Regions from separate parts of the Mus musculus genome. Here all the other regions are linked to region 2. A link is a loop called in an ENCODE intact Hi-C map of the cell type or tissue named here. Cell type or tissue: heart. All regions are shown on one strand. Links, peaks and the distances in the headings refer to the core of each region. The heading gives the core; the rest is flanking DNA. Region 1 has its middle 42 kb from the start of Spcs3. Region 2 overlaps Vegfc (vascular endothelial growth factor C). Region 3 holds the start of Vegfc (vascular endothelial growth factor C).

The links. Hi-C counts contacts between places; a loop is a spot of excess contacts. Peaks named below come from ENCODE experiments on the same cell type or tissue, not always from the same donor. Only the 100,000 strongest peaks of a DNase experiment are listed, where the experiment ranks them.
Region 1: it touches region 2 in a loop (4-fold over the local background); 9 of 42 quality-filtered maps call a loop at or near these places.
Region 3: a loop joins it to region 2, with 6 times the contacts of the local background. A loop is called at or near these places in 5 of 42 quality-filtered maps.

What each region holds. Positions count from the first base shown.
Region 1 is chr8:54,482,425-54,492,983 of GRCm38, forward strand. No RefSeq gene overlaps it. Among named protein-coding and RNA genes, the nearest start is that of Spcs3, 42 kb to the right of the region's middle. In heart, for the core only: CTCF peaks have their summits at 4,336 and 8,841 (motif pointing left); a DNase peak (open chromatin) is centred at 4,267; H3K4me3 peaks cover 460 bases; H3K27ac peaks cover 508 bases.
Region 2 is chr8:54,148,547-54,159,105 of GRCm38, forward strand. Vegfc (vascular endothelial growth factor C) reads left to right here. Exons shown (of 7, transcript NM_009506.2): 2 at 8,412-8,613. Among named protein-coding and RNA genes, the nearest start is that of Gm33153, 70 kb to the left of the region's middle. In heart, for the core only: a CTCF peak has its summit at 4,881 (motif pointing left); no DNase peak of the experiment used is centred there.
Region 3 is chr8:54,071,630-54,082,188 of GRCm38, forward strand. It overlaps Gm33153, which reads right to left. Exons shown (of 1, transcript XM_006509526.4): 1 at 4,441-10,559. The coding sequence starts at 6,144. The coding sequence ends at 5,305. Vegfc (vascular endothelial growth factor C) reads left to right here and starts at 5,903. Exons shown (of 7, transcript NM_009506.2): 1 at 5,903-6,296. The coding sequence starts at 6,150. In heart, for the core only: CTCF peaks have their summits at 5,503 and 8,174; DNase peaks (open chromatin) are centred at 5,842 and 5,982; H3K4me3 peaks cover 3,137 bases; H3K27ac peaks cover 2,665 bases.

The DNA.
Region 1 (10,559 bases), core at 945-8,944, 330 kb after region 2:
TTCCCTTGAGGCATCAGGTCTCTGTTGTAGCTCCACTGAACGGAGGTCTGGGCCTATGGAAGAGTTAGGGGAAGGATTGAATCTAAAAGAGGTAGCAGCCCCTTAGGAAGATGAACGGTGCCAAAATAAAAGTATTTTTAAAAATTGATTCCCACATATAAGAGCTGTTGATTATCGAAGCTGTCTTCCATTATTAATGACAAATTAGCTCAATAGTATGAAGTCACCTGATATCACTTCCCTTTCTAAAGCTGACCCTTGCTCCATCTCTCGCTCAATAAAGACCAAGTCCCTAGACACTATCGCATATGCCAGCAAGATTTTGCTGAAGGGACCCTGATATAGCTGTCTCATATGAGGCTATGCCAGTGCCTGGCAAATACAGAAGTGGATGCTCACAGTCATCTATAAGATGGAACACAAGGTCCCCAATGGAGAAGCTAGAGAATGCACCCAAGGAGCTGAAGGTGTCTGCAACCCTATAGGTAGAACAACAATATGAACTAACCAGTACCCCCAAAGCTTGTATCTCTAGCTGCATATGTAGCAGAAGATGGCCTACTCGGCCATCACTGGGAAGAGAGGCCGCTTGGTATTGCAAACTTTATATGCCCCAGTTCAGGGGAATGCCAGGGCCAAGAAGTGGGAGTAGGTGGGTAGGGAAGCAGGGCAGGTGGAGGGTATAGGGAACTTTCGGGATAGCATCTGAAATGTATATAAAGAAAATATCTAATAAAAAAAAGACAAAAAAAAAAAAAGACCAAGTCCCTTGGTTTATTCTGTACCACCTCCACGTCCAGCTCTGTTTCCCAGGATACCACTTACTCTCATGCCAATTTCCATTGAGTGTAACTCAGCCTTTCAGTTTCTTCTACCATAGATGGCCTTATCTATCCCAGCCTCTTTCAGGGCTGATCTTTGTCTTTCTGCTGACAGATAGACCTTTTGCCTGTTTTCCCTGTCTCCAAATAGTCACTGACATACTTACAGTGACAAGCACCTCTTAATGTGTGCTGGGAAATGTACCTTTCCTTACAAGCAAGCATAGGAAAGAGAATAAAATAAAAGTTGCTAGTGTCAAACTACTTGGGTAGTCATTTGGGCTTTATTTTCTCTGGCCGTGTAACTTTTTGCACCTGAAGTAACGTTCTATGTGTTTTGAACTTCCTCCTTTAGATAGTGGACCTAACAGTCATACAGCATAGAATCGTAATCCACACAACAGCTTGGTAAATAAAGACTATGTTTTTATATGTTTATATGTGTTTTCTCACCACAAAGAAATTAAAGCTGATGATTAAACAAAAATAAAATCAAGCCCTATCCATTTTACCTTTACATCATCCTGCCTCCAGAAATCCTGTGAATTCCTCAGATATCACTTAACACATCCTATCAGAGTTATCTCTTCTCTATAAGCACACTGGGGGTGGAACTGGGTCTTATTCATGTCTATGATGGGACATTGTGTAGATCACTATCTTTCTGCACAATGTTCAGAATTAAGCATCTTTACAGTGTTGGTAAAGATGCTTAATGACTATGTTGAAGAAATGACTACATTGCCATTAAGGGTGAAGAAGAGTCAACACCTAAAAAGTCTCTCGGTTTATATAGAATACAGGAATATGCAGAGAGTTGAATGGGTCATATAGTCAGGCTTGGTATTTGGGACAGAATATTGTATTCCTGAATAGCCAAGTTATTGTACTCATGAATAACCAAGCAAATTTTAGCAGTATCCAGACATTCTAGATTTTGCTTTGTTTAGAATTAGATATTCTTACCTTTTGCAAATACATAATTTTATGAAATGTATGCAACTACAGATTATAGGTTACTGCCATGGGTAATGAGCATCCTATTTTGTGCCCTGTGTTTCTCTAGCTACATATTCACAAGAGTTAAGAGGATGCTCTTTCCTTTCCACTGCCCCAGTGCTAACACATTATGATTGTTCTCTGGATATACGAGACTTCTACTCCTGCTTTAAAGTCCAAAGTCTCCTTTTCTAGATGTGCCTAGACCTTTCCCCCATGATGACTAAAGTGCTACTAGCATCTACACTCAGAGTCCTAGTGGGTAGTGAAGAAGCCATTATTTCTCAGGTAAAGCAGGTATAGGTGGATGAGTTCAGAATGAATCTACTCAGGAGTGCCCACACTTGTCCTGGTAAGGTTTTTTTGGTGAGAAGATACCTGAAAGTAAAACAATAGAGCTAGAATCCAGGCTGTATTTTCAGCCCCACCACTCCAACCCCTCCCAACCTCTTTTCGTTTTCTGTTTATAATCTTTCAAGTCCAATTCAAGCTGCCTGTACTCACAGGTGTATTGCCATCCAAAGAAACACTGTCAATCTACTAGGGGGTGACACATTTATACTGACTGTTCCTCCCCGATATGCCATCGACTGCCAGTTGCTCCCTAGCCAGGGCTGAAGGCTTGTGAAATACCCTCAACTCCATGCCAGGATGCTGATTGGCTTGAACTTGTTTAGCTATGCAGGCTTCCATAGCTGTCTTCACTTCATGAATGTAGCAGCCCTATCACGCCCAGAAGACGTTGTTTCACGTTGACCCTCCCTGAACAGTGGCTCTTAAAATCTTTCTACCTCTGTTCTGCGATGACTTTTGAATCTTGGGGAAGAGGTGTGTTACAGCAGTCTCATTTGTGAGCCCTGCACTGACATTTAATCTCTACACTTTGACAGGAAGGTAAATTCTGCATCGACTGCATTAATCATCCACAATTTTCCTGATGAGGCCTGAGGGCTGCACGAAGGTATGGACCTGGGTATCTGGGTAGCAGATAGTTTGATAATATATCGGTTTAGAAAAAGAACTGTGGTAGGTTCGCTCTTGGGACCTAGGATTGCCCTAACCACGGGTCCTTTGCCAGATTTACAGTATCTAGCATGCATTTTCTTCTACACAATTGGCCTTAAATCATTGGAGCAGAGATTGGTTGTCACCCATAATATCTATGCCCCTATTGTACCCATGAACATACTTTGCCACTTGGTCTTTGTTGTAATTTATAGGGTTAACGATAGGGTAAGACTGTTGATGATATACTCTGCCCCGACAACTGCGCATCCATTTCAGTATATGAAGGCTCAGCAACAAAGAGGAAGGTTCCTAGTCAGTAACATCTAGATTTCTTCATTTCCTGTGATCAAAGTGTGTGCTGTCTTCAGGAACGGGGTCTTAACCAAGTGACCAATGATCCGATGATTTTTAAACTCAAATCTCCAGTTCTAAGTTGTCATAATGACCATAATTTGTGGAGATGAAAAATGGAGTACTTCACCTGATTTGCTATTAGTTTGAGTTGTCATTAAGTATTTGGGTATTTAGCCAAACACTTCTGGATCCTCCATGTAGAATTTTGTCTGAGTCTGCTTGTATCAAAAGTAAGCTTGCAAGACAAACTTTGCTCAGAGCTAAAACAATGTTGTTGTCCCTTCGTCCTAAAAAGCATTGAGAAACTTGATTAGAAAGCGGTGATTTTAGATAGAATATGGTTGGGTATTTGTCTCCCTTCTTTATATTAAATTTGACCAGTATGGCTACGTGATTTTGCTTTCGATTTTTGTAATCACAGAAATGACGAGATTGCTTCCAACGCTGCTGCAACATCACATTTCACAGTTTGAAAGGTTACTTTTAATTTTTATTTACTTTTATTTAATTAGTTTGTGCGTGTTACACAAGCACTATAGTGTGCCACAGTGTGGCTGTGAAGGACACAGGACAGTTTTTGAGAGTTAGTTCTCTTCTTAGATCATGTGGGTCCAGGGGAATTGAACTCAGGTTGTCAGGCTTGCCAGCCAAATACCTTTACCTACCAAGCTATCTCTCTCGCCAGCATAGTTTTCATGCTGATTGAAAAAGAAAGCTCTTCAGTGCTGTGCCTTGTGCTAACAAGATCCACATGCAGAAACGAGAGAAGGTTAGCAACAGAAAGAAAAAAAAAAAGAAAGAAAAAACCAGAAAATGTTTGTGAAGGTCCAGGTTCCCAAGAAGAAAGGCTGTTTTGATTTTATAATACAGGGGAACTTTTCATTTTCTAATCAGTAGAAATGCCTGTTTTCCAGATCACAATTTCAGAAATTTGATGGCAAACCCAGTAAACAGAGGTCCCCAGGCTACGTTTCCACACCAATAAGGAAAAGCCACTTGCCAGTGTAAACTTGGGCAGCATTGTTTTAAGGCAGCGGCTGCCTTTCTTATCAGAAGCATGCAGGTCAGAGAAGAACGTGGGAGGTCCCCGTAGCCCACCTCTCTGTTCAGCAAGCAAACCTTCTATTCAGATCGGTCCCCCTGGCGAGGATGGACGTTACGCTGCTAATAAATCTGAAGGGCTACTCCTGCTCTTTAATGGGAGGAAAAGGAACTCGGTGGCTTTGTAAGAAAGGAAACTGCCCGTGAATCCAATCTACAGAGAAATCAATTTCACACGGCCATAATTCAAGGAAATGAGGTGGCATGTAATGACGTGGAAATGCATTTTGGTCCTTAAAATTTCGACTTTCTTCTTGGCTACTATTATTTTTGAAAACAGCTCGGATTTTTTTTTCCTCATGGCCCTCTGCAGCATTCTTGCTAACCATGGGAATCTGAAGAACTCAGGCTTAAGTGTGACTCCTTAGTATTGTTTCCTTTTAACCTTTCTCCCGCCTCATCCTGCAGCGCTTCCCTTTTCTCAAGAACTAAAAGGAGCGATGGAAAAAAAAAAATCAGTGTTTTGAAACACATTAAACATGCAGCAAGGAATAGTCTAAGTTCGCTAAATTTGTTTTCACTTTCCCTGAGAGTATATTTGAGAGTTTTCACGGAAATCATGTTCAAATGCGAATTTCTCCTGTAGCAGCATAATTGGTATGTCCCCACTCTCCTCATTTAGGACTAGGGGAAGAGGACAAGTTTGTTCTCGTTTCTACGTCTGCTGAAGATTGTGACTAAACACGTTTTTAATAGCAGAGAAAATGATCTTTTTTTTTTAAGTCCCAGAACCCGAGGAAACTGAAATCTCTATATAACTTGACTCCAGAAATTATGACCTCTGTGGCATTAAGAACAATTTTAAAATGAACAAGTATGCTTAAAGTTTTGAGTAGAGAGACAAACATTTTCGTAGGGCCTTTTTCAAACTTCAGGAGTGAAATTCGGCACTTGGCATAGTGGGACAGAAAATAGAACAGAGGTGCCACGTTCCAGTTTGAAAGCCAAAATCTTCCACAGGAGGATCACTCCTAGGATGGAGAGACATATGGGCGGTATTGTGGAAGGAAGATTGAAGACTCTTTTAAAATACAAAACTCAATGAGTACGATAAAAACTAGTGGAAAACTCTAGCACTTGGAAAGAAACCAGTAACGTACTCTAATCTGTCAAGAGAGAAAGCCAAGGCCAATGGCTAAGGCAGTACTTTTAGTGTCATTCCAAAATGACAGTCTAACGAACTGTCAAATTTTCCAATTCCAAACCTGTAATTGGTGACACTGCCTCTATTGTTACTAGCACCTCTGTTAAGTATAATTTATTGCATAACAGAACCTGTAAAAGATTAATAAATGCACTTTTTCTTAAGATAGTGAATATACAAATGTAATTGTCTTGTTTTTTTTTTTGTTTGTTTGGTTGGTTGGTTGGTTTTTGCTACAGGGTTTCTTGTGTAACAGCCCTTGTTATATTGGAATTCTTTTTGTAGACCATGCTGGCCTTAAACTCACCGAGACCCGCCTGACTCTGCCTTGCAAGTGCCATAATTAAAGGCATGCACTACTATGCCCTGCTATAAATGTAAATTTGCATTACAACTCTAGTACTCTGTCACTGTTGTGGGTCTAGTACAATGGCTGTGTCTTGGCAAAGGCCCTGGAATAAGAGGAACTCACAATGATCAATTCATTCTAACAAGGTTCTAAGGTCGAACAAATTTAGATGAAAAGCAGCTAAATTGTTGCCAAACAAGCTCTTGTGCTGAGTGATGCAGCGGACAGGGTGTGAAGACTTCATAAAGCAGCAATGATGAGACTGGGCAATGAACCCCTAGGCAGTGAATTCATAGGAAAAAAAAAATAGGGGCTGTGCTTTAAAAGAAGTAGAGTTGGTTAGGTGGTGGGTGGAGTTTGCAGGCAAAGAGGGTCTACGTGTGATTAACAGACAAAGGCTAAGGAGGAAGCCATTAATTAAACATCTCAGACCTAAGGAGACTCCCTTAAACTAATAAACCATGAAACTGGAACAGTGAGTGCCAGCTAGAGAGAGTCCAGCTTGTCGTAGTAAGACACACTAGATTTCAAAGTAAGGAAATGGGGTAAAAGTAGGGATTTATAAGGAAATAACCAAGCAGTACAAGATACATTAGGTCATATTAGCGAAGAGAATATCCAAGGAGGTAGAGCGTCTAAGGCAATTCCGATAACCCCAAACCAAGGCAACACAAGCCTGGAATGGGATTCTAAGGCTTGTGTTTATTTGCAGGCTGTCCCTGACTGGCCTCCGAGGCCAAAGCAGGTCTCCTCATACTCAGGCCAAGTGCCAAGCCAGGTACTACCCTTTCTGAGTTATAGCCAAGGACCCAGGTACCTCACTCAACCCCAGTAGCCATGTTCTTTGCACATCTCTGTGTCTAGCCTGGGCATCTCCCTTCACACAATGGTTCATCCGTTTCTTCTTCCCGACTCCTTCCTGCTTGAGAGAGGGGACTTGAACACCTGCTTTTCCCACTCACGAAGAATGTAAACTTTTCTGCTCCTAGATCCCTCTCTCACTGATCGTAACCTCGAGCCCTGGTTCTGTAAACTGGCAGAGACTTGTCTTCGGATTTTTTGGTAACAGTGACAGAGCCGCTGCTGTGTGCTAATACATCTGACCCTCTCTCGGTGCCCTTTGGCAAGGAAATGAAGGACTAGGGAGCTGGAGACTCTACTGTGTGTGTACTAGCTTAGAAGGCTGTTAAAAGCCTGACCCCCATGTCCAGTTGATGTGCTATCCAAACTGACTGCTCTGACAACTTGCCCCTCAGCTTGGCTCCAAACAAGAAGCAGAAGGGGTTTTTCCATTAGTTTATTCATTTTACATCCTAATCACTGCCTCTCCTCCCCCTCACAGTCCCTCCCCCCATACTTCCCCCCTTCTCCTCTGAGAGGGTAGGACCACCTCCCATATCCCCCAACCCTGGCACATCAAGTCTCTTCAGGGTTAGGCACATTCTCTCCTAAGGCTAGACAAGGCAGCCCAGTTAGGGGAATGGAATTCTCAGACAAGCAACAGTTTTAGGGACAGCCCCTGCTCCACTTATTGGTGAACCCCTGTGAAGACTAAGCTGCAGGTCTAGACAGTGGTAATTTAAAATCTTTGAACACAAATGAGGATTATGTTCTGATCACACATCTTGTTTTAAGCAAGCCTACCCTCTCAGTCCTCAGAGGTATCAGCTATCCTTACAGAATGTTTAGAGGAGGATACCAACTAATATTTAAAAACGAGCGTTAGATTTTTTTTAGACAAAGATTATGACAGTGTTCCAATTTCAAATTTATATACAGCATCTTAAAAGCCCACATTTCATGTTACAGACTAACTTAGCAAACCTTTCATAATATGAGCATTTGTAATATTAATCCCACGGTCAAGAGATCTCTAAAGTATTTTATTTCAAAACCGCTGCTGAAAAAGAAGTAACCGCAGGGAACTCAAATCTCACACCACCAGGACCATGATCGAACGACTGACAACTCCTTCAAAGGGAGGAAGTAGAGAAATCAAAAAGGGGGATCCTTTTTTTAAAAACTTCCATTGTATTCTTCTTTAACATACTCAGTATTCAAGTTCATGCAAAGAGCAGTATGATTGTTAACATGCATCAATACTGTGATAACACGCGTGACTTCTTATGGGAAGGTCACTAGAGAGCAATTGTGAGCAAAGCTCAGCATTCAGGGTTTCCAAATGCTGAAGCAGACTGAGGGGAACCCTACGAGAAGCACTGCTAACATGCATCCGTCAGGGAGAGTCACTAGATAAGCACTGAGTCCTCTGTGGCAATGTCCCATTTAATCAGACAGGTTCTATAAACTGATGCAAAGTGCTAGGCTCCCCAAAGGTTACAGAGAAATCATGGCTGAACAATAAGATTCAGAGATCTTTAGAACATGGAGGATAAACTGCTCATTATTATTAGAGAGGGAAGGATTAAAACACATGTTGTGAAATATGTAAGACCCCATTGGCTTTTGCATTTGCTACAGACACATTTTAAAGCCATGCATATGACTCGTAACCAAAAAGAATAAAAGGCCCTTCTCCATGTCTAGATATTGACCCAAACTTACCTCCTGAAAGTGAAGCTTGTTTTGCTCTGATATTTTGAAATCTACTCTCATCTTGTATACCCCATTACAGGGTCAAATGGCTGGATATGATGCCTACTTGTTATCACAGTACTGGAATGATGACAATATACCACAAACTGTATGATGTATTTATATTAAGCTATACAGCAAAATTATAGCCTCGCATCAACATCCAAGATTTCTGTTCCTTTTCTTATGTAAAAACTATTTACCACAAATATAAATTTAAATTGTTTTCTCATTTACTTCCTAATTAGAGGCTTTAAAAAATGAGATGGAGTTAACAAAAACTGAGAAAATAATAATAATAATTCATTACTATATGGATGTGAAATCCCTCAAGTTCCGAATAGGCTAATAGGAGACATTGTTATTGTGACAGATTATTGTCACTTATTGTAACTAAAGGTGATTTCCCCTCTGCTGGTCATAAGCAGGTAGGAATGAATGTTAAGAGCTAACCTTTAGATTCTAAAGGGAATGACTGCCATCTGCTGGGCAGAGTGAGAAATGGAAAGAAAAATGTTCAAGTAATACGTGTTCACAACTTCAGAATGCATCCTTGCTTACACCCTAAAATATAATGTTACCGTAAATCTCTAGGGATGAAAACGCAATGTCACATGATGAACAAGAGCACAATGTGTGACTTTGTGTGGGGGCATCATGGTAAATCCCATTAAAAATAACTGGGCCAAGAGCAGTTACATAGCCTCTAAACTTAGTGTGTGCCTGCTGCCTGTGGCTTCTCTATGTCTCCGTGCTGAAGTCTGCAGCCTCTGGATTTCCATCAGCTTGAGTCTGGCCAGGTCTCTGCAATCAATCATATAGGCTTTGCCAGTCCACAGCCAAATAATTGGCCATTAGGAGAGTCAAACCCAACCTAGCCTCCATATGAAGAACGGCCCACACCACCAAGCACAGCCCTTCCATGTCTCAAATAGAGCTATTAAAGGCATTCTACATTTTAAAGTGATCTCTTAATGAGATAATGAGACCACTGTTTACGGAGAGCCTGCTGTTATTTCTGTCGGATTGCAGGACCATTCCATAAAGTTGGGTTTTTAATTCCACTTTGTAGTGTGTTTCTCCTTTGTGATAATTTAGTTTTCCGTTCATTCATGCAGCAGCTTATCAGTTCTTAATTTATTTCATGTGAGCTCTTCTCATGTTTCTTGCACTTCTGAACGTGAAGTAATTTTCTCTTGTCACACCCAAGTCACTGTGACTACAAGCATGTGCCCGCTCTGGATTAACTCCGTCTTCTTGATGGGAAGCCATAACCATATCTGGTCAGATAACCATAGAAACCTGGCCACTCTCACAGAGTGTAAGCAAGAGAGTTCCAGTTCACTGTGCAGTGTTGCATGGCTCTATGGTCTGTGCTTCCTGCCACACAAGCTACTCCAAGGGACACAGTATTCTTCGCCTGTCACTTGTACTTCATTAATACTTTCTACTTGTGCAAATTCTAGTAAAGATGTAGGAGTTGTCCATGAGCACTTACTGAAAATCCTCCTCCTCTTCCTCCTCCTCTTCCTCCTCCTCCCCCTCTCCCCCTCTCCCTCCTTTTCTTCCTTTCCACCTCTCCCCCTCTTCCTCCTCTCCTCCTCTCTCCTCTCCACCCTCCCCCTCCCCCTCTAGTCCTTCCTTCCTCTCTCTCCCTCCTTCTCTTCTTCCCCTCCTCCTTTCCTCCTCTCCCTCCTCCTATTCCTTCTCTTCTTCCTCTCCTCCTTTCCTTTTCTCCCTCTTCTCCCTCCTCCTTCTTCTTCTCCTTTTTCCTCATAATCTGGTCCTGCTCTTGTCTTCTCTTTTTTAAGCAGGAGCTGGGTTAGAGACCCACAGACACCAAGAAAGTAGCCACCAGAGACTCCACTTTTGCTCAGTTTCTTCACCAATATAGCAAAGGAAAACGAGTCTCACATGGGTTTGTCATCAGTCTGCCACAACATATTCACAGAGCTGTAACACAGTTACACCGCACACTCTCCATCCATTGGTTGAAAGAAACATTATTTACTCTTTAGCATTTTGGGTATTCTTCAGAATGCCACAAGGCGATGGACTGGGAAATCTGATCTCAACGTCAGTCTTTTTTAGACATACATCCATTCAATATGTTATCTTCCTTTAAAAAAAAATCATAGGAGATATTTTAGCTTTGTGTTATCTTGTCTACACTTTTACAGCCTGAAAA
Region 2 (10,559 bases), core at 1,047-9,046:
TTTACAACCGTTTGCCAGTCAGCAGGAGTTAGTGCCATGCCGGCGAGCCTGTCTAACTGCACCAAGGTAAAATTAGCATTGGTTCCGTATTTACGGACCGACTCGGCAAGCTCTTTAATTTGTAAGTATTCTACCGGAGCGTGGACACGCCCACCCTCGGCTCCTTCAAAGACTGGAAATGCCTGTTGTATTTTCCTTTGTTCCTCTCTGGGAATGAATGAGTCTGCGCACTGCCTCTCTGCGCACTGCCTCTCTGCGCACTGCCTCTCTGCGCATCTCTCTGCGCATTGCCTCTCTGCGCATCTCTCTGCGCATTGCCTCTCTGCGCATTGCTGACGCACTACGCAGGGCGGGGACTCCGCATAGGGCGGACCTTGAAGCCGACTGCCCTGAGGCCAATCAGCAAACTGGCCTTCGCCAGCCGCTTTTGGCTTCCTTAACTGATTAGCTAGCACTTTACCTGGCTGGTACCCTTTTTTCTCATAATGAGCTGCTTCTTCCTCCCAGTCTGTTTCCTCAGAGGAGAATTCTTCATCTGCTTCAGAGCTACTAAGAGCTGGCTCCCCGAGCCCATCCAGCGATGAGCACAGGCTCCTTTTCCTAGAGACCTCCGCTAATTGATCTTTCTTCTTTTCCCTTTTTCCTCTTTTTCTTCTAATCTCTCTCCAGGTATTCCTACCTAACCTTAACTTTTCCTCGGGTTCAAGACCCTTGGAAAGGCCTGTATACTTATTTTGTGTACCATATTTCCTCTTTGTTCCTACTCTCTCTCCCCGCTTTACTTCTGATAGCTTGTCCTGAATTTCCTCTAGAATTTTCAGCCCTATCTTAATCACTTGATAACATGTGAAAAGGAACAAAAGGGCTCCTAACACCAGAAAAAATTCAAGGCCAAACATATTCCACTTTACTTCTGATAGACTGTCTTGAATTTCCTTAGAAAGTTCAAGATCAGACTTACCTCGTAAAGCTGTACTCACTGGTACTCTCGTTCCCCAGCTGAAAAGTTCTGAATTCATACAGTTGAATCCTTCTTAACAGTCTGCTTTACGGGAACCTTTATTACCGCGACCCGCAGTTCTGGTTCTGGAATGAGGGATCTTCCTTGCGCCAGTCCCGAGTTTTTTCTCGTCCCGGAATTCGGCACCAATTGTTATTAGACGCGTTCTCACGCCCGGCCAGGAAGAACACCACAGACCAGAATCTTCTGCGGCAAAACTTTATTGCTTACATCTTCAGGAGCAAGAGTGTAAGAAGCAAGAGAGAGAGAAAACGAAAACCCGTCCCTTTTTTAGGAGAGTTATATTTCGCCTAGGACGTGTCACTCCCTGATTGGCTGCAGCCCATCGGCCGAGTTGACGTCACGGGGAAGGCAGAGCACATGGAGTGGAGAACCACCCTCGGCATATGCGCAGTTTATTTGTTTACCACTTAGAACACAGCTGTCAGCGCCATCTTGTAACGGCGAATGTGGGCGCGGCTCCCAACACTTAAGAAGTGCCTTTACGTATGCAATGTGAGCATTTAAATAATATGCACATGTATGATGAGGTAAAGTGAGATTTCACAGAGTACAGATTATAAAAACTTGAGAATGAAGAAGGTTTTGAAATGTACCTTGCTATACAGGAATGAATCTCTTAACATGGTTCCTAATGTTGACTGTTGTCACCAAGTTTCTTGATTATAATTGTCTTTATAACATATGTCACATAACATATATAAAGCCCTGGGCATGTCATGGTAGTTCATACAATAATTTGCTTAATTTTTTGTATATTTTTTTGTTTTTTGTATTTTTTTAATTTAACTGATGTTTTTAATAGAAGAAAAAGGCAGAAATTTTCAATTGTTTTGGATATTAGTTCTATTGTTAAATTAGGAAAATTATATGTACAATCCAAATAGTACGCTTAATATCAAGCTCCATTATAAAGCTGTTGTAAGAGGTGGTGACGTAGCTCTGCCATAGAGTACTTCTTTAACCTCTTGTGTGCAAGGCCCTGGGTTCAGTCTCTAGCAGAACACTTTACTGATGATTAAACAACTGAGGTTTTGTACTAGCCTAAGGGTACATAATTACATACATAAATGAAAAGGGAGTAGATTTAGTCCTATGCCAAAGTGATGGGCCTTTGAATGAAATGGTGTAGGTTTAATTAGATATGAAAAATAGGATCTGACACCTACCTCACACTACACTGAATAAACAGTTCCAGGTTCATGATTGTCCCAAAATTAATAAAAAAATTAGATAATGATGTAGAATGGCATTTTCATGGCTTTGAGTTGAATGTTTCTTTGAAAGATATGGCAGAAACATAAACCTTTAAAAACAAAAATCCTCAGATATTGTTTATTTATTCACACACACACACACACACACACACACACACACACACACACACACAGACACTTCTGTTCACCAGATATCACTATTGAATGAGCGAAAACGTAGTTATCGGTAATTTATATATCCAAAGGCACACAATGTAAAGAGCACACATCCAAAATACATTTATATTCTCACAAGTAACCGCAGCAAAGATGGTTCACAGAAAAGAATAAAAAGGTTTTAGTTTGCAAATACATTATATCACAATGAGATATTATTATCTACACATTAGAAGGACTTAAAATATAAAAAGCAACTAACATTTGTTGGTAAAGACACAGAGCAGGGGAATTCATATGTACCCCTCCGAAGTGCAAAATTGATCCATTCATTTCTACCTTATCTGGGCAGGTAATTATGTGCTTAATTTATGAGCCATCAATTGCTTTTCTTACAATATTCCCTCTAAATGTGTGCTCCCTACACATAGACTAGAGAAATTGCAGTCGTTTACAGAACTGGGAAACAGCACCTTTCTTTTTTTTTAATTAGGTATTTTCCTCATTTACATTTTCAATGCTATCCCAAAAGTCCCCCATACCCACACCCCCAATCCCCTACCCACCCACTCCCCCTTTTTGGCCCTGGCATTCCCCTGTACTGGGGCATATAAAGTTTGCAAGTCCAATGGGCCTCTCTTTGCAGTGATGGCCGACTAGCTACATATGCAGCTAGAGACAAGAGCTCCCGGGTACTGGTTAGTTCATATTGTTGTTCCACCTATAGGGTTGAAGATCCCTTTAGCTCCTTGGGTACTTTCTCTAGCTCCTCCATTGGGGGCCCTGTGACCCATCCAATAGCTGACTGTGAGCATCCACTTATGCGTTTGCTAGGCCCCGGCATAGTCTCACAAGAGAAAGCTATAACTGGGTCCTTTCAGCGAAATCTTGCTAGTGTATGCAATGGTGTCAGCATTTGGAAGCTGATTATGGGATGGATCCCTGCATATGGCAGTCACTAGATGGTCCATCCTTTCGTCACAGCTCCAAATTTTGTCTCTGTAACTCCTTCTATGGGTGTTTTGTTCCCATTTCTAAGAAAGGGTAAAGTGTCCACACTTTGGTCTTCGCTCTTCTTGAATTTCATGCGTTTGGCAAGTTGTATCTTATATCTTGGGTATCCTAAGTTTCTGGGCTATTATCCACTTATCAGTGAGTACATATTGTGCGAGTTCCTTTGTGGTTGGGTTACTTCACTCAGGATGATACCCTCCAGGTCCATCCATTTGCCTAGGAATTTCATAAATTCATTCTTTTTAATAGCTGAGTAGTACTCCATTGTGTAGATGTACCACATTTTCTGTATCCATTCCTCTGTTGAGGGGCATCTGGGTTCTTTCCAGCTTCTGGCTTATATGATTCAGTATTACAAATCAAGATTGAGAAAAGAAACCCAATAGTATGTATATGCACTACAGCATTCTGCCATTGTAAACTAATAAAAACTGAATTCACAACTACCCAGAATGATGTTAGTTACACTTACTGAACCATCCTCATTAAATAGAATGAAAAAAACATTATATGATATATTCTATGTTCTCCATGCTTACCTGTGTGGAGTTAGAGAAGTTCAGTTATAAAATCCCTTCAAACTGTGATCAGGACTTATCCACTTTCTAATCGGGTATTATACATTAAATAAAAATCAAACATCATACCATTAATATTACCATCAGTCCTAGATCATGTTAGCATTATCTATGATTAACGTTGTTCTTTATCATACATACTAAAGAAACTTTACTAAAAGCAAATACTTTAAAACATACAATATGCCTTCACTTCAAGAGAAATTTTTAAGCATCCCATATGTATAGTGTATGTCTGTGTGTTTCTTTGCATGTGTATGTCGACATGTGTGCTGATGCACAAACACATGGGTGATCATGAGTATAAACACAGGAATTGACCCTGATGCTGTCTGCTGGACCTGTGGGCTCTCTCACTTTAACCTCTGTCTATCTCAGAAGCACTGGGGGTGGGGGTTGGGAGGTAGGGTTAGAGGCAGCCACCATACCTGCCCTGCATTACATCTGTCCTGCCCTTGCAAACTAAAGTCCCCATGTCCTTGCTTTATCAGTGCTTGACCCACACAAGCCCACTCCCAGAAAGTTGAGCGTACATTTTTCAAAGACATAAAGCTTTCTTTTGAAATTATAACCAATAATAGGGAACTAGTTCATAAACATTTGAGATTTACTTTGGAACACTATATATAAATAAATACATTTTGCTGTTATGAGCCAAGGGAACACTGTGAAGAAATACTTAATGTTCAAACAGAAAGCGTGTTCCTGACACAGAGTAATGCAATCATTAATCCAAGCAGGTAGTGGTTTTGAAACCCACTCTCACATTTTACAGAGTGAAATCATAAAAATTTTCACCTTCTCGAATATTCTTAGGAGAGTAATCCATGCCATGTATATTATGCCATCTGATTAAGTTAAAATATCCCACCTAATGAAGCCCTCTACTGCCCCCTGCAGGGCTCCTCAACAGCAACAGTTCTCCACCTTCACTAGGAACAGGCACATCTCCGTCACTCTGAAAAACAAAGGTATCTTTAAAGCAGAGGCCTGTAGATGAGAGCCCACATTGTTTATGACTCTCTCGGCTTCCATTATGGCTTCTCATAACTGAGAGGAAACACGGGGTGCAGATGAGAGAGGCTTTTTCTTGTCATGTGACTGCTAACATTGTCATTGAGGCGATTGATTTATTGTTTTGTTTTATTTTTTGTTGTTCTGTTGCCTCATGGTTATCACATTGTTAACTCAACTTTGACCTTGGCTTCAGCTTATCATATTTCCCTCAGTGGTGCTTCTGTCATTCTTTGCTAATGAAAAGGTGCAAAAAGCTATGCGAGGGCAACGGCTGGCTGGTGTCACCTACTTGATCTACCCTAACTGACATATAAAATTAGATTCAGTTTTAGAAAGTATGAAGTTTCATTTCAAATTATGTATTTTAAGACATTGTTTTAAATTTTTCCTGCAAAACAAAAACCAGGAATATTCAAGCAAATGAATATTAAAATGTATTAAAATACATTAGTGAACGTAAAGACTAGGGAGTATGTTAAGAACAAACTTGACTTTCACGGAAATAGCTCTTCCCATTGAAGGATTTTTTTGTGTGTCACTCACTCATGCTGAGACCTCTTCCTATCTTCAGAAGTAGAGTCTGAATTGCATGTTCCACCACTAGAAGGTCAACTGTGATCTTAATTTTTAGATCTTCTGTACACTCCGTCACTATTCCTTGGAATCCTAACTGAACACCCTCCTATTGCGTACTCTACAGTGCTCAATCCCTGGCTTGCTAGTTCCTTAGGACACGTCAGAAGCGAATCGGAGGATATTCTGCACTATACACCTTGTGATCACAGCCGTGCAGAAGTTTTTGATAGTCTCCAAATAACCAAATGACAGTTCCCTTGCTGCCTGCAATAATTAATTATGCTTTTACGTCAAGTGTTTCAGTGAGTCACCATAAAACCTCCAAGAATAAGACAGTATTGGCATTTCACATAGTAAAATGATGGCCCAAACAGTTGAAGTTTAATATTATCCAATATAATATGGATCTCTGTTACAAGATGGAGATCATCTGGGTCTTTCTCTGCCGAAGGCTATCATTGATACAAATGCAATACAAAGAATGTCTACCTAGTGGGGAAAGGAAGTGAGCTGCTCTGCTGAAATCTACTTTTATTCTATTTGATTGTAAAGATTTCTGCTCCTTAGAGTGATTCTTATAATTTACATTCTATATGAAAGGTTCCTTCTCTGAAGTTAGAAAAAGCTAGTCTGATAGCCTGCCAGGTGCTTACGGATGATCACTGTGAAACTTTTATTCTGATTTATTAAAAGTTATGTATATACATTACTCGAAACTTAAAATACAAAATTTATTAAAGCCTAATTAACTCTACAAATTGTAGAACATAGCCGGTTTTGCTTTATTTTTACTCAAGAAAGTAAACATTAATTCAATCTCCCCATATGCAAATTTTGTTTTAAAAGTATGCATGTTATCTGGATGTGTTAATATACAAACTGTGAACCTTTCCCATGCTTATGTCATACAGTGGTCGTCATGTTGTATCGTGATTCTTTCTGAGATAACTGTTGTTTTTTTCAACTTGTTTGACCAGTTCTGTATTTTCTATATAACACTAGTTTATATTCATATATGTAGATATGTACAATGACTTTGCATGCATGTGTGATAGAACATCATCACTTATGTAAAGTGTGATTCTAAAGTGAATTTACTGTCTATATGTGGAAAGTCCCAGCAGCTTGTAATATAAACTTGTTCTTGAATAACTACAAATATGTACTCCTCTGGGCCTCAAAACATTACTTTTCCTTGCTTCTTGCTATCCTCATATCTATAGCTATCTATATCTATATCTATCTCTATATCTATCTCTATATCTATCTCTATATCTATCTCTATATCTATCTCTATATCTATCTCTATCTCTATCTCTATCTCTATCTCTATCTATCTATCTATCTATCTATCTATCTATCTATCTATCTATCTTATACATATTCACTATCCATATTCTCTATGTGTCTCTCATTAGGTTGTAGAAGTTTATCAGTGCTCCTTTTGGTTCAGTGAACACATGACCTACTCTGTAGTATTGTATGGTGGCATAATGTCAGAGGTTGACTGTAGTCTTAGCAAAGTTGTAAGGGAAGAGTTCTAGCAACCCTCCTGTCACATGTAGCATGTAGCACTCACTGCTCCTTGTTTTCTGGGACCTATTTAATAACTGGTTACTAGCTGAAGCATTATGACATTTTATTGCACATGGCAATGACCACAACTCTATCTGATCACTGTCTTATTCTCTAGCTTTATCAAGTGCTGAATGCCAAATAATCTCTCTCTCTGTATATATATACATATATAGATAGATAGATAGATAGATATAGATATAGATGTAGATGTAGATGTAGATGTAGATGTAGATATAGATATAGATATAGATATAGATATAGATATAGATATAGATATAGATATAGATATAGATATAGAGATATAGAGATATAGAGATATAGAGATAGATATAGATATAGATATAGATATATTATATATAGATATAAATATGTGATTTGAAATTCTCAGAAGGTATTTTCGCACACATCATCACATAGAGTGAGTTTTCTTCAATGCCTTTGCCTTCATGTTGGTTCTTTTCATCAGCAATGAATGTATATCTGACAACCTTTGATTCTTGAATTTTGTGTCACATGTGAGATTTTTCTCCAGCAAATACACCATGTGTAGAAATTGGGAAGTTATTTGTGTTGTTTCAGTAATGTTAAAATCTCCTCTAAAGGTCAACTTCAATGATTATTTCATACTGTCATAACTGGTCCAGACATTTGCCTTTTCTCTTAGTGTTAGGAATCAAAGCCAGAGCTTTGAGCATTCTAGAAAAGTGCTGTTTCCCTATACTATACATGCAGCCTTTAATCCAACTTTAAAATCTATTATGCAATTAAATTACATTAATTTAATTTCATTAAAATTAATATGTATGTATTTTAAAAGCTTTAGTTATATTGTATTGATGCTGATACTCAACTTTAGAGGAAATCTGTGTTGTTTTACTTTCACACTATATGAAACAACGTGTGTGTGTGTGGGTGTGTGTGTGTGTGTGTGTGTGTGTGTGAATAATTTTGTAAGTCAACAGAGTTGTCAATATGATATAGAGCTGTGACTTGAATAATCTAAAAAATAATTTTAAAAATTATATCTAACATTTTTTGTCTTATAAAAAAATGCAGTTTAACTTAGTTGTTCCAGAGACATTTAAATATTAATGTAAATTTAATTTTACCATGACAATTTAAGCAAGTCGTGATTTGTTAATAATACTTTTATTAGCAGATACAATGTCAGTCACATCAAACCAAAAAGGTTTTGAGTTTGTTTCCTATACTCTTAGTCTGGGGAAGTATTGATCCTGCAATTGTCTTTGACAGGCTTTTGAAGGCAAAGACCTGGAGGAGCAGTTGCGGTCTGTGTCCAGCGTAGATGAGCTGATGTCTGTCCTGTACCCAGACTACTGGAAAATGTACAAGTGCCAGCTGCGGAAAGGCGGCTGGCAGCAGCCCACCCTCAATACCAGGACAGGGGACAGTGTAAAATTTGCTGCTGCACATTATAACACAGAGATCCTGAAAAGTAAGTAGAGGTTGCTGACTGTGTGCAGAGCCTTGCACACTCATGAATGACAATACCAGTGTGGGCAAACAGAACCTTGTACACTCACAGTGACTATGCCGTGTGAACATATGGAGCCTAGTACACTTGACAGTGATGAAACTGGATGATTTCTTGAAACCCACAGCTAGAAAATACATCCATAGCAACGCACACTTTTTGTAATTGAGGCAATACCCCATTGCAAACATTTGAAAATGCTTCAATAAATTTTCTACACTGTGTTCATTTATTTTAGTGTCTTAGGTTAATGTAATTAAGTGGTTCTCGACCCTCCCAATGCTCAACCCTTTAGGAAAGTTCCCTGTGTTGTGATGAACCCACGCATAAAGTTAGTTTTCTTGCTACCCCATAGCTCTAATTTTGATACTGTTATGAATCATAATGTAAATCTCTATCTTTTCCGGTAGTCTTAGGTGACCCTTGTGAAAGAGTTATTCTATTCCCAAAGGGGTTGTGACCCACCCACAGGTTGAAAACCACTGGTTGAAAGGTTTATATTTCAAGAAAATGAATACTTAAAAAAGTGCATATATTTTCTTTTTGGTTTGAATTCAGACATAGTTTCCCTTACATGCTAGAACATTTATATACTATACATATGATGCCTAATGCTTTAGGTGCTATCCTCATAGATGACAGACAAGTGGACGTGCGTGCACACACCTCCCACCCCATACACACACACACACACACACACACACACACACACACACGAAAATACAGAAATAAAGTTTACTAACCCAAATCAGTTTTCAAAAGCTACTCGTTGTCTTATTACACCAGAGATAACTGTCTCACAGTTGTTCTTTTTTGAAGCAGATGAATATTTACCATAGTGTTTCACAAAAAGCATGATGTGAAAAGTGGCATAATATGAGTTGGTGGGACCATTTAAGTTTTAAATATTATGGTGTTTTAAAGTTTGATGTTGGAGCCAGGAAGCTGCCTCAATAGGTAAGAGCGCTTTCTATGCTAGCATGAAGATGTGTGTTTGAAATTCAGGCACCCATGTAAAGATATGCATAGTTATGGGTACCTATAACCCCAGCATGCATAAAACAGAAAAGGAAAGTCCCGTGAGCTAGCTGGTCAGCCAGCTTAGTGTACTGAGAGTTTCTGGTTCACTGAAAAAGAATCTCAAGGCAATAAAGGTAGAGAGTGAGTGATAGAAGATTTGAAGTATTCTTCTATATGAACCACAACCTCTCCCACCCCCACACACATACTCATAATTTGTTATTGCAAAGTATATTTAAAGCAGAATCAAACAAGTTTACTGGATTCATGGTGGCATAACCTGTAATTTATAGTCCTTAAAAATGTTATTCTAGAGAATATGGGAGAATAAATATGGGAGAAATAAACTATAACACTTAGAAATTGCAGCATTTTTAATATAGTGCAAAGTCAAGAGTCCCTGGTAAGCCTATATATAACCCATTGAAAGTGAAGGTCCAGGAGAAAGCAGGAAAGGGATGGGTAATTTGATTTTCCTGCAAAGAGTCAGTTTAGGCTACCAATCTAAATAAGTGGAAACTGGCCTCGCCTTGCACCTAGCCACATTATTTAAAATTACCACATGGCTTGCCTGAGAACGAGTTTTGATATGACACCGAAACCATAGTTTTCTTTTTATTTACATGTCAGTTTAAAAAGCATAGCAAAAACATGCTGTTTACATTTAATTCAAGACCACAAAAATTGTACATGCAAGCAAAGAACATGGCCGTCTTTGTGCATATTTTGTAAACATACATATATTAAATCCCCACCTTTTTAAGCAAGGAGAACCAAATATTTGTATTAGGATAGTGATGTGATGTTTTTGAAATCCTTAATTTAATTCTAATTTTGGTGTTACCCCCACCCCCATAGAAATAATTCTAAAAGAATGTCTCACCAAT
Region 3 (10,559 bases), core at 1,347-9,346, 77 kb before region 2:
ATAGAACCTTTACTAATACAGGTATGGCGCCAAGAGTGAAGTAACTGTTAGGTTGGACATGACCATGTTGTTCTTTTCAGGGCAATTATGACATAACTTCTGATCTTTGGGCTAGAGAAGGGTTATGTGTGCTTGTAGCTTAATGAATTGTTATATGAGCTTGTAAGATATGGACATTAGGAGACATGTTGACAATGGAGGCCTGGTTTGCAAACTTTGAGAGGTAAGTAAATACTCTTAGAGCCATCTATGTGATATTTTGGATTCAGGCTCTGTGGAAATGAAATCTTTGCATGACTGGACAATTGATGATAGTTAGCTAGGGGTGCAGAATCAGCTGTGATTAATAAGAGGCCAGGATCATTGTTGTGAAATCTTTCGGGGAATATTTCCTCAGGGTCAGCACAGAGATGCTGTGGTCCAGAGGGAGCCAGGGCTTCATCTCAAGCTGGAAACTGAAGTTGGTAGTGTTGTCTACATGCTGTTGACTTTAGAAGCATGAAGGATATAGGAGCAGATGGGTCATGGACTCTGCCTTCTTGGTTTCAGAAATTGACAAAGGCTGTGTAGTGTGTGACAGGAGAGTGTAGGTATGAAGGACACTCTGTGAGGCCACTATATGAAGCTGTGAAAGTGAATCATCTGTTTCAGACCCAAAGATGTTGGGGATACCAGAGCCTTGAATCATCTGCCTATAAAGTGGAACCAGACCAAGAGAGAGCTGTGTGTTGTAAGTTGCAAAGTTGGAGGGGCAAAAGCATCTAACCCTTGTTGACACTGCATTTGGAGTGGCAAGATTTGTAGTCTGCCCTGCTAAGGTTTGGTCTTGCTTTGATCCAGGTTTTCCTCACGATTCCTCCATTGCTCTTTTGCCATTACAATGTACATTCTGTTCCCCTGTATGATGGTAATCTACAGGTAATCAGTAGGTAATCTACAGGATGCCACAGTTAAGAGAGTGCTCCAGTCTTAGAAGACACTTGGGACTTCTAAACAGTGTTGCAACTGTTAAAGACCATGGAGCAATGCTGAGGTAGGAATAAATGCATTTTCTAGTATTAAATGGACATGAGCCAATGGGGCCATGGAGTGGAATGAGGTAGTTTGAGATTGTCTTCCATAGTAAACACTTGATTCACAGTTGGTGGTGATGTTTGGGAGGTGCAGGTGGAGTTGGCTTGCTGGAAGAAATATGTCACCATGGTGAGAGTTGGGGTTTGATGCTCAGTGACTTTCCACTTTCGCTTTGATCTGCTGCTTCCTACTTCTGTTAAAGATGCAATCTCTTGACACCCTGCTGCTGCAGTCACAATTAACCCTTATACCTCTAGAAATATAAACCAAAATAAATTCTTTTTCCAGAAATTGCCTTGGTCATGGGATTTTTATCACAGCAACAGAAAAGTGACTAATACAAGAGTATTTAAACTTGCTTGCAAAAACATTAACAAAGGTCAAATAAAAGAGATCAAAATTTGCAAATATAGATTAAGCAGAATCAAGATCAAAACTTATATATTTAAATTGTGTTCCTTAGAGACTAGACTCATGAAATGAAAATTATTTCACCATTCAATTAGCAAAGTTTGAATTACAACCACAAAATAAAATCAAGGAAGCAGGAAAGTAACTGAAATTGGATACAGATTAAACTAAAGGAGATGGACAGAATCTAATGAATGTTAAAGCATGCACATTGTATCTAAGGCTCATGAAGGCACATAAAGCATGCACGGAAATCACTGTTTGTTAGGGCTTGAAGCCATCCTCTATGCTTGGGTCATATTCTTACTGAAGTACTATACAGATTTGTTAATGACCTCTTAAGAGATACCTGCCTAAAAATTGGCAACAACATCGGTTAGTCTTAAATTTATCTAACCTCTCATCCAAGGATAAAGATACCAATACAGAAGTGAATGCTCACAGTCATCTATTGGAGGGAACACAGGGTCCCCAATGAAGGAGCTAGAGAAAGTACTCAAGGAATTGAAGGGGTCTGCAGCCCTATAGGAGGAACAAGAATATAAACTAACCAGTACCCCCAGAGCTTGTGTCTCTAGCTGCATATGTATCAGATGATGGCCTAGTTGTCCATCAATGGGAGGAGAGGCCCTTGGTCTTGTGAAGATTCTAGGCCCGGGTATAGGGAAAGCCAGGGGCAGGAAAGCCAGGGGCAGTGGGTGGGTTGGGGAGCAGGGAGAGGGAGGATGGTATAGGGGATTTTCAGAGAGGAAACTAGGAAAGGGGATAACATCTAGCTGCATATGTATCAAAAGATGGCCTAGTCGGCCATCACTGGAAAGAGAGGCCCATTGGACTTGCAAACTTTATATGCCCCAGTACAGGGGAACGCCAGGGCCAAAAGTGGGAGTGGGTGGGGAGGGAAGTGGAGGGGAGGGGTATGGGGGACTTTTGGGATAGCATTGTAAATGTAAATGAGGAAAATTCCTAATTAAAATATTATAAAAAAAAGAAAAAAGAAAAAAAAAGATACCAGTTGTTCCAAGATTCCCCAAACAGTTAAATCTTACAGGCCAGTTCACTCAGTGATGGGAACAAATGTTGGTCCCACATGAGAATCATTACTCCACTGATGGAATCAAGGTCATCTCCAACCTTAAGTGTCTGAACAGGGCCCAGTGCAAACTAAAGTGACTTTGCAAGCAATAATGATTTCTGCTTTGCCAACAGAACCTCTAAGTAGAAACAACCTAAATAATAAAATGCACGAACAAGCTTGATTGAGATTGCTTGACTATAGTTCTTGTACCAGGCCTTTCTTCTCCTGTATAAGGGTGAAACTCTTGTTAGTCAGTAGTACAAGGTCTACTATCTTCCCAGTGTGGTCACACTGGAAATTTCCTTTCTTGCATCATTACCACTTGTGACAGGTGTTGGAATTTGGCCTAGAGGAGACTCAGGAACTCTGATAAGAAGCAGACATAGACATATAGTAATTTTTGATTAAACGCTATCGTCAAAAAGTTTAAAAACCCAATAGCTACAAGAAACTGGAGATACTATGCAAATGTTATCCAGTTCTCCCATCCTAGTTTGTACTAACAGAGTAATAGTTTCTATAAAACAAAACAAACAGTTACATGACACCCTCTTTCCCTTAGAAGTGCTTTAAAAATAACAGTAGTAATCGATCTTAAAAGATCTTGCAGGAAGTCATTGATAGAAAAAAAATTAAAACAAAAAACAGTTTTAAAAAAGATATTTTTAAACTTCAAAATCTGTAATAGTTATTTAATTTTTTAGGTGTTAAGCAGGGGGAAAATCCCTAGCAACTTTTAAAAAAAGTATGTTGTTAAATAATGTTTATTAATAACTATTATACATAATAATAGTGATATCTTCTTTTAAACCCTAGGCTTCATTCATGGTAAGTAAGCATTCTAACATTGGGCTATATGGTCAGCCCTACTGTATTGGTTTTAAAGACAACTGATGTTTCTTTTATTTAAACAGGTCTTGCTATGACTTTATTTACAGAAAACAGTAATTAGCAACAGGAAGATAAATATATGTAAGTGGAGTGCATGTGCTAACCATCTTAAAAAAAGTTTGCCACTAATTCATTTTGATACATGTTAATTTTGCTGATTTTTATGGTATTCATACCATGCTAAATCCTGAGATTGATGGAAAAGTGTGACAGTTCTCAGTGTAGGCTGTCTATCTGAGGCATTCTGACATCCAAGCCTTTTCCCAGAATTCCCTAAATCCTGGTGGCATGCCTAACCATCTGGTTTTACAACCGCCCTTTGTGACTCCAAGTGCAATAAAAGTTAAGAACCACTGTACTGAGACAAGATTCCAAGGACACTCCATTTCTACTTGAGTCAAAATCCAGCCAGTTCAACAGGAACACAGAAAGAAGGGAACATACAGAAAATGTCAAGTTCCCAAATTGCCTTAGCAACTTGTGAGGGGCCGTCTGTGGCAAGGTAAGACTTCCTCATGATAAACCATGAGACACAAGTTAGAGCCCAGAAGACAACTCCTGCCACAAATGCAGAGTAGTGCAGACATAACTAAATATTAGTACACACGCAGATTTCTTGAGAAATCTGGTCAACTTTAAGAGTTCTTTGCATCAACAGCATGACTTGGCTGCCAGAAAATAAACTTGGTCCAATGCTATGTCAACAAATGCTTGCTTTCTAGACAAGGAAGACCCCTCCTTTTCTGCATGCTTCGTTGGGGTATTTTAAGTATGGAGCCATGTTCTGAACGGCGTACTTTATGAAGATAAACTTAGCATGATGGATGAGGATAATTGGAACTGTCGGGTTAAACTAAAAAGGAATCTTTCACTGGTAGGAAAAGTAGCCCTGGGAGAACGTGACAGATATTTCCAAATATCTGAGGGGCTAACATGTGGAATTTACATTAGACGAAGTACGCAAAATACCAAAGTCAAAAGCAATGGGTAGTTGGAAGATTCAATGATGTCAGTCTTCAATAAAGGGAAGCACAGTCAGGGCAAGGGGCATTCACTGTTTGTAGAGGTATTTAAGCACTCACGGAAATGTTGGGCAAGGAGACCTCCAGATCATATTATTTGAATTACAAGGAAACGTCTTTCCTCCAACGACAATTTTGTGGCTTTTTAACATTAGTGCACTTAGTATAGTTTTTGAATAGGCAAGACCTTTCATGTCTCTATGCTGTTGATGCAGCTTAAGTGGAACTTCTGCCATCTGCCCACCTGCCCAGGAAAGCAGATGCCATCACCAGGAAGACAGCAGAGTTCCTAGGTGCTTTTCCAGAGAATAAATGCATCACTGCTGTTTGCTCTTTCAGCATATAAATTGTCCCATTTCATTCTCTTTCTCTTGCAAATGGAAGGTGTGTCTTGCAGATACAGTTTGGGTGTGTCTCTATCAATGTTCTTTAAGATTCTGGACCATCTGTCCTTCAGATGGAACTTTAGGTCTTCCGGAAGATCACTAAGATCTTAGCATGAATGACTTGCCCTGTATTCTGAGATGTCCCTCTTTGCATTCTTGCTTCAAGTAAACCAGAAAACAGTGGAGGTGGTGGTGCTGGGAAGGGCACTATGGCCCCATAGGTCTCTGCTATAATGTTGATCTTTTTCTCTGAAGTGTTTTAGAAGTCTCAGGCTGGTCCCAAACTTCTCAGGATAAAGAATGTCTGGAGAAGGATTTTACCACAAGGGGTTGCCAGGGCCAAAGCGTGCGTCTCCTACCCACTGTACCTGCTCCCCCCTCCCCATCTTTCTAGCAGCTGAGCTCAGTCATGTGGCCCCTAAAACTGGTCCTGCAGAGAGAGTCAAGCCCCCAGACCTGACTTGAGCCCCTGCCTCCCCACCCCGACACCCCAGCAGAGCCCAGAGAGAAGGGCAGAGAAAGGGAAAGCGAGGAGAGTGGATGGAGGTGGGGCTGGAGGAAAGCGTGGGGCTGGAGGGAGCAAGCTTCCTAGGGAAAGAGAGGGGAGGGCTGACTGGGCTCGGCACGCTCCCTCCCTCTTGCCGCTTTCTCTCACATAAGCGCAGGCAGAGGGCGCATCAGTCATGCCCTGCCCCTGCGCCCGCTGCCGCCGCCGCCACCGCCACCGCTCGGCCCCGCGCGCGCAGGAGGCTCGAGCGCCCGGGAGCTCGCGGGCCTCGCCGCCGCCGGGCGCCCCGCCGCCCTCCTCCCGCCCCCCGGCTCCGCCGCCACCACCGCCTTCTCCCGCGGCTCCCGCGGCCCGGCTCCTTTCACTTCGGGCGAGGGGAGGGAGGAGGGGGGACGAGGGACCCGAGGGCTCTTCGGGACGAGTGGAACATCGCGGGGTGACTGGGCTTAACCACCCCACCCCCTCTTCTTTGCAAAACACCAAAAACAAAACCGCGATCGGCGGAGCCGGCGCCCTCGCTTCACCTCGCGGGCCGCCACCGAGGGCAGTTCGGATGTCCGGTTTCCTGTGAGGCTCGTACCTGACACCCGGGAGCCTCTCCCCCGTGAGGGCTGCCAGAGCCGAGGGCAAAAGTTGCGAGCCGCCGAGTCCCGGGAGACGCTCGCCCAGGGGGGTCCCCGGGAGGAAACCACGGGACAGGGACCAGGAGAGGACCTCAGCCTCACGCCCCAGCCTGCGCCAGCCAACGGACCGGCCTCCCTGCTCCCGGTCCATCCACCATGCACTTGCTGTGCTTCTTGTCTCTGGCGTGTTCCCTGCTCGCCGCTGCGCTGATCCCCAGTCCGCGCGAGGCGCCCGCCACCGTCGCCGCCTTCGAGTCGGGACTGGGCTTCTCGGAAGCGGAGCCCGACGGGGGCGAGGTCAAGGTAGGTGCAAGGGACCCCGTCGGGTCGGGCTGAGGATCCGAGGCTCCCAAGTCCTGGACTGTGTGTGGGCTTGGCTTTACTGGGTGTACAGAGAACCTGCCGTGGAGTGTGTGTGCATAATTATTTATTTAACCTTTGGATCCAAAGTTAGAGATTGGTGCACGCTTGCTTGGAGCAAAGTTTCTCTTCTTTTTTTCTCTCCCCCAGTGGAAAGCTGTTACTAGAAAGGAAAGCAACTTAGAGGAGGGAAGGGCCCAAGAGGTGTTCAGTCACACAGATTCCTTCTCCTTCATAGTGGTCTCCTGCCAACAGAGGAGTTTGCACCCTGCCCCAGTGGCATGGCTCCAGAGAGAATTTCATTGCTGTAGGAAATGCTCTTTTCTTTTCCTGGCTGGTTTTGGACTCCAAAGAGCTTCTGGGGTGTGTGACCAGACAACGGAGTTTTATGCTCCTGGAGTTTGCATAGCAGGGGCCCCAGGCTCTGTGAGCTAGTTTGGAAAAAGTGTGAGTAAATTTAGAAACTGGGCTTAAAGGTTTTGGATTTCAGAATTAACTTGAACTTGGTCAAATCCAAGATGTAACAGAAATTGGAATCTTCTAAACTTTATCAATTCTTTTCCTAAACAGTGGCTATAAGATTAAAAAAAAATCAAAGTATCAATTAGTTTGTTTTATTTTGTTTTAAAGAGAAATAGCATCTTTCCTGAACACGTTAAGGGACTTTTGAAGACATTCCGATTGTCTGACTCAGTTATCTTATCTTGTGTACTTCTCACTTGAACCTTCTAAAGAATATGTTTATAACATCTTCAAGTTTATACTTGGCGTAATAGTTGGGATCTTGAACTCCTGCAAAAGTTTTGTGTTTAAGGCACTGCGAAGCCCCCTGGCTGGAAGCAGACTGAAGTGGTTTATAGTAGCTGACTGCAAGTGGGGGGAAAAAAATAGAAGGGGGTGTGTTACTCTCAACTTTCAGTTGACTTTATTGGTGAACATACACAGAATGTGCAGAGGTCAAACCACCTTCCCTGGAAAGGTTTGTCTGAGAAAAACTTTAATACGGACAAGACTAGGTTATAAGATATCAAGTTACCATTGTGTCTACATTTGGTAAAAATACAAATACCAGATTTTTCAGTCCATTATGAGAACTGCAATGTTCAGCACACGCTTATCACTATACGTACAATGACGAGAATATCCTCGTCTCTAAGTGCCACAGAAATAAAGCTCGGGACAGAATCATACTTCCTGTAATTCGAGCCTTTGAAGTTTGCCAGACCTATTCACTTTCTGCCTCTGCAAATTCAAACTGATATACTTGTGACTTAGTCAGACAACATCACCATCGCCTATGATAGCTAGGCTTTGATTTACAGTACGAAAGCGTGACGCCTTGAGTTAAATGAGAAGCCTTTTCAGATAAGCCAATAGTTTATTCAAGGAGTCTGTCACGTCTGGGTCAATCCCAAATGACTGTATCAGAGCATGGATGTTTGTATGAGCTCAGTTGTGTGTTCCAAGAGGTCACCTTCAAAGGATCTTCTCATTGGTAGTCATTAAACATCTTATTTTCTCTGAAAATTTTGTTTGCAAAAGTTTCTTTTCTTATTTAATCATTTTTTAAAATATTGTATGTTGAATAAGAACTGATATTTGGTATGTAATATGACTTTTTTTAACTTATCAGAGGAAACATTATTTTGTATGTTTGAATTTCATGAGCAGTATACTTCTGCTTACTGAGCCTTTCCCTAGTGGGCAAGCAGAACTTTTGACAGCTTGTTTTACTGATGCCTTCAGGGAAACTGTATCCTTGCTGTGGAACTTGCACCCAGTGACCCAAACACTGCTGTGAAGACTCCATGTCTCTCCCTAGTGGCCTTTCAAGGCACCTCAATTAGCAAATATTGGAGAACTGGAGGGAAACCAGTTAGTTTCCCAGGAACAACTTAAATCCTAAGAAAGTATTTCACAAAATTCACACAGGATGTCAATTATACATAGAATTAGCTCTCACAAAATTTTGTTAAATAATAAAACCCATGTAGCAATTTAAAATTCACAATATAGGAAAGCCAATATGGTATAAAGCTCAGCATCCAATCTTCTTTGTGGTAGCCATGGCCACCCAGATAATTGGAACTGAATTTACTAAGTTCCCCTTTCTATTCTTTTCTTCATGACTGTATGATTTAATGAAAAGTCCTAAAATACTTTCTGAAGGATGTTAAAGTAAACAGCTCAGGGTCGAAAACTAAGGCAATGGTATCATGTGGCCATAAGAAGAGACATTCAAAACTTGTTATCAAACTAATGACAACTGATGATCTCGGAAAGAACACCTGATTGCCATATCTAATAATTTTTAGTCTCAGTTTGGGTAAAGCAGACTCTGCTTATTCGGAGATGAAGAACTAAATTTTACAAAAGACATTGACTTACGACAAAGAATAAATCGGAAGGAAGACATACCTCATACAGACTGTGGTTATCAAACAGTTTTGCTTTTTATTGAAAATAGTTTTGTTTTGTTTTTTTCCCTCACATAATTTATCCTGACTCCAGTTTCCCCTCCGGCTACTCCTTCCAGCTCCTCGAACTTCCACTTTCTGTCTGTTATTAGAAAGCAAACAGGCACCGGGCGTGCTGGCGCACGCCTTTAATCCCAGCACTTGGGAGGCAGAGGCAGGCGGATTTCTGAGTTCGAGGCCAGCCTGGTCTACAAAGTGAGTTCCAGGACACCCAGGGCTATACAGAGAAACCCTGTCTCAAAAACCAAAAAAAAAAAAAAAAAAAAAAAAAAAAAAAAAAAAAAGCAAACAGGCTTCTATGGGAATAATAATAAAATGGAATATAATAAGGTAAAACAAGAACTGATACATTGGAATTGGAAAACGAAGCAAACAAATAAACAAATAAATGGAAGGGAAGGAGCCCAAGAGAAGGCACAAGAAACAGTTTAAAATGAATAAGTGACATTATGTGACAAGGAAACTACAAAGCAAGTTTGTGGTCTGTTAGCCATGTACTGCTGGGCCTGCAGCCCACCCTTAAGAATCCTTTGTTCATTCTGGGTTTGGGGTAGGGTCATGTGTACATTTCTCCTTTCATATCTTAAACCTCCTCTAGTGCAGGCTCTCTGGATACAGTTTCAACCTCTGTGAGTTTGTATGTTTTGCTCATGTTGATTTAGAGGGTTTTGTTCCTTGGAGTTCTCCATCGGGTCTGGTTCTTACCCTCTTTCAGCCTCTTCTGTAGGATGCCCTGAGACCTGAGATGAGGGTTTTGATGGAGATATCCCATTTAATGGCTGCAAGTTTCAAGGTCTCTTTCTCTTTGCATAGAATCTGGCTATTAGTGTCTGTACTTGCTCTAGTCTGTGGCAGAAGGAAGCTCCTCTGATGATCGCTGAGCAAGGCACTGATCATATTTGTCTTCCTGCATAGCTATAAAACATTTAAAACACAGTATTGTTTTTCCTTTGAGAATTTTATTTATGTATACATCACAGTTTGCTTATATCCATCCTCCACTCTGCCTTTCCAACTCCTTCCAGAACTCCCTTCCTCAAATTTCATGCTTTCATAATTTGTTCTTGAAAGGGTGTGTTGTACAAAATACCCATGTCTTTACATATTTTGGCTTACAGTTGTCTTTATCCATTTTTAAATAAATCTCTGTGTTTTAAAATTTTTTTCTTTTAAGATTTATTTATTTATTATATGTATGTACACTGTGACTGTCTTCAGACACTCCAGAAGAAAGAGTCAGATCTCATTACAGATTGTTTTGAGCCACCATGTGGTTGCTGGGATTTGAACTCAGGACCTTCGGAAGTGCAGTCAGTGCTCTTAACCACTGAGTCATCTCTCCAGCCCCATCTATGTGTGTTTTACTTTGTTATTTACAGTGTCAACTAAATCAATGACAGTGTTCATCAAAATACCATATGTGTGCCTACACCAGAATGCCCTGGAGGACTCTATTTTCTCTTTTAACCTGATACCAAATAAATTTGAGCTTTGGTTAAAAAGATACAGTTGAACTAATATCTTGAGTCATTTCTATTCACAGTAAAAGTACTGGATGGTGCATATGAACAACTAAGTTCATTAGTTTTTACATAATCTTCATGTTATTGATCAGCTTATGAAGTATTATGTCATGCAGAGGTCATCTTGAAAGACCTTGAAAGACATGCCAGTTTCTGTTTTTTTGTTTGTTTGTTTGTTTGTTTGTTTTTGTTTTTGTTTTTTGGGG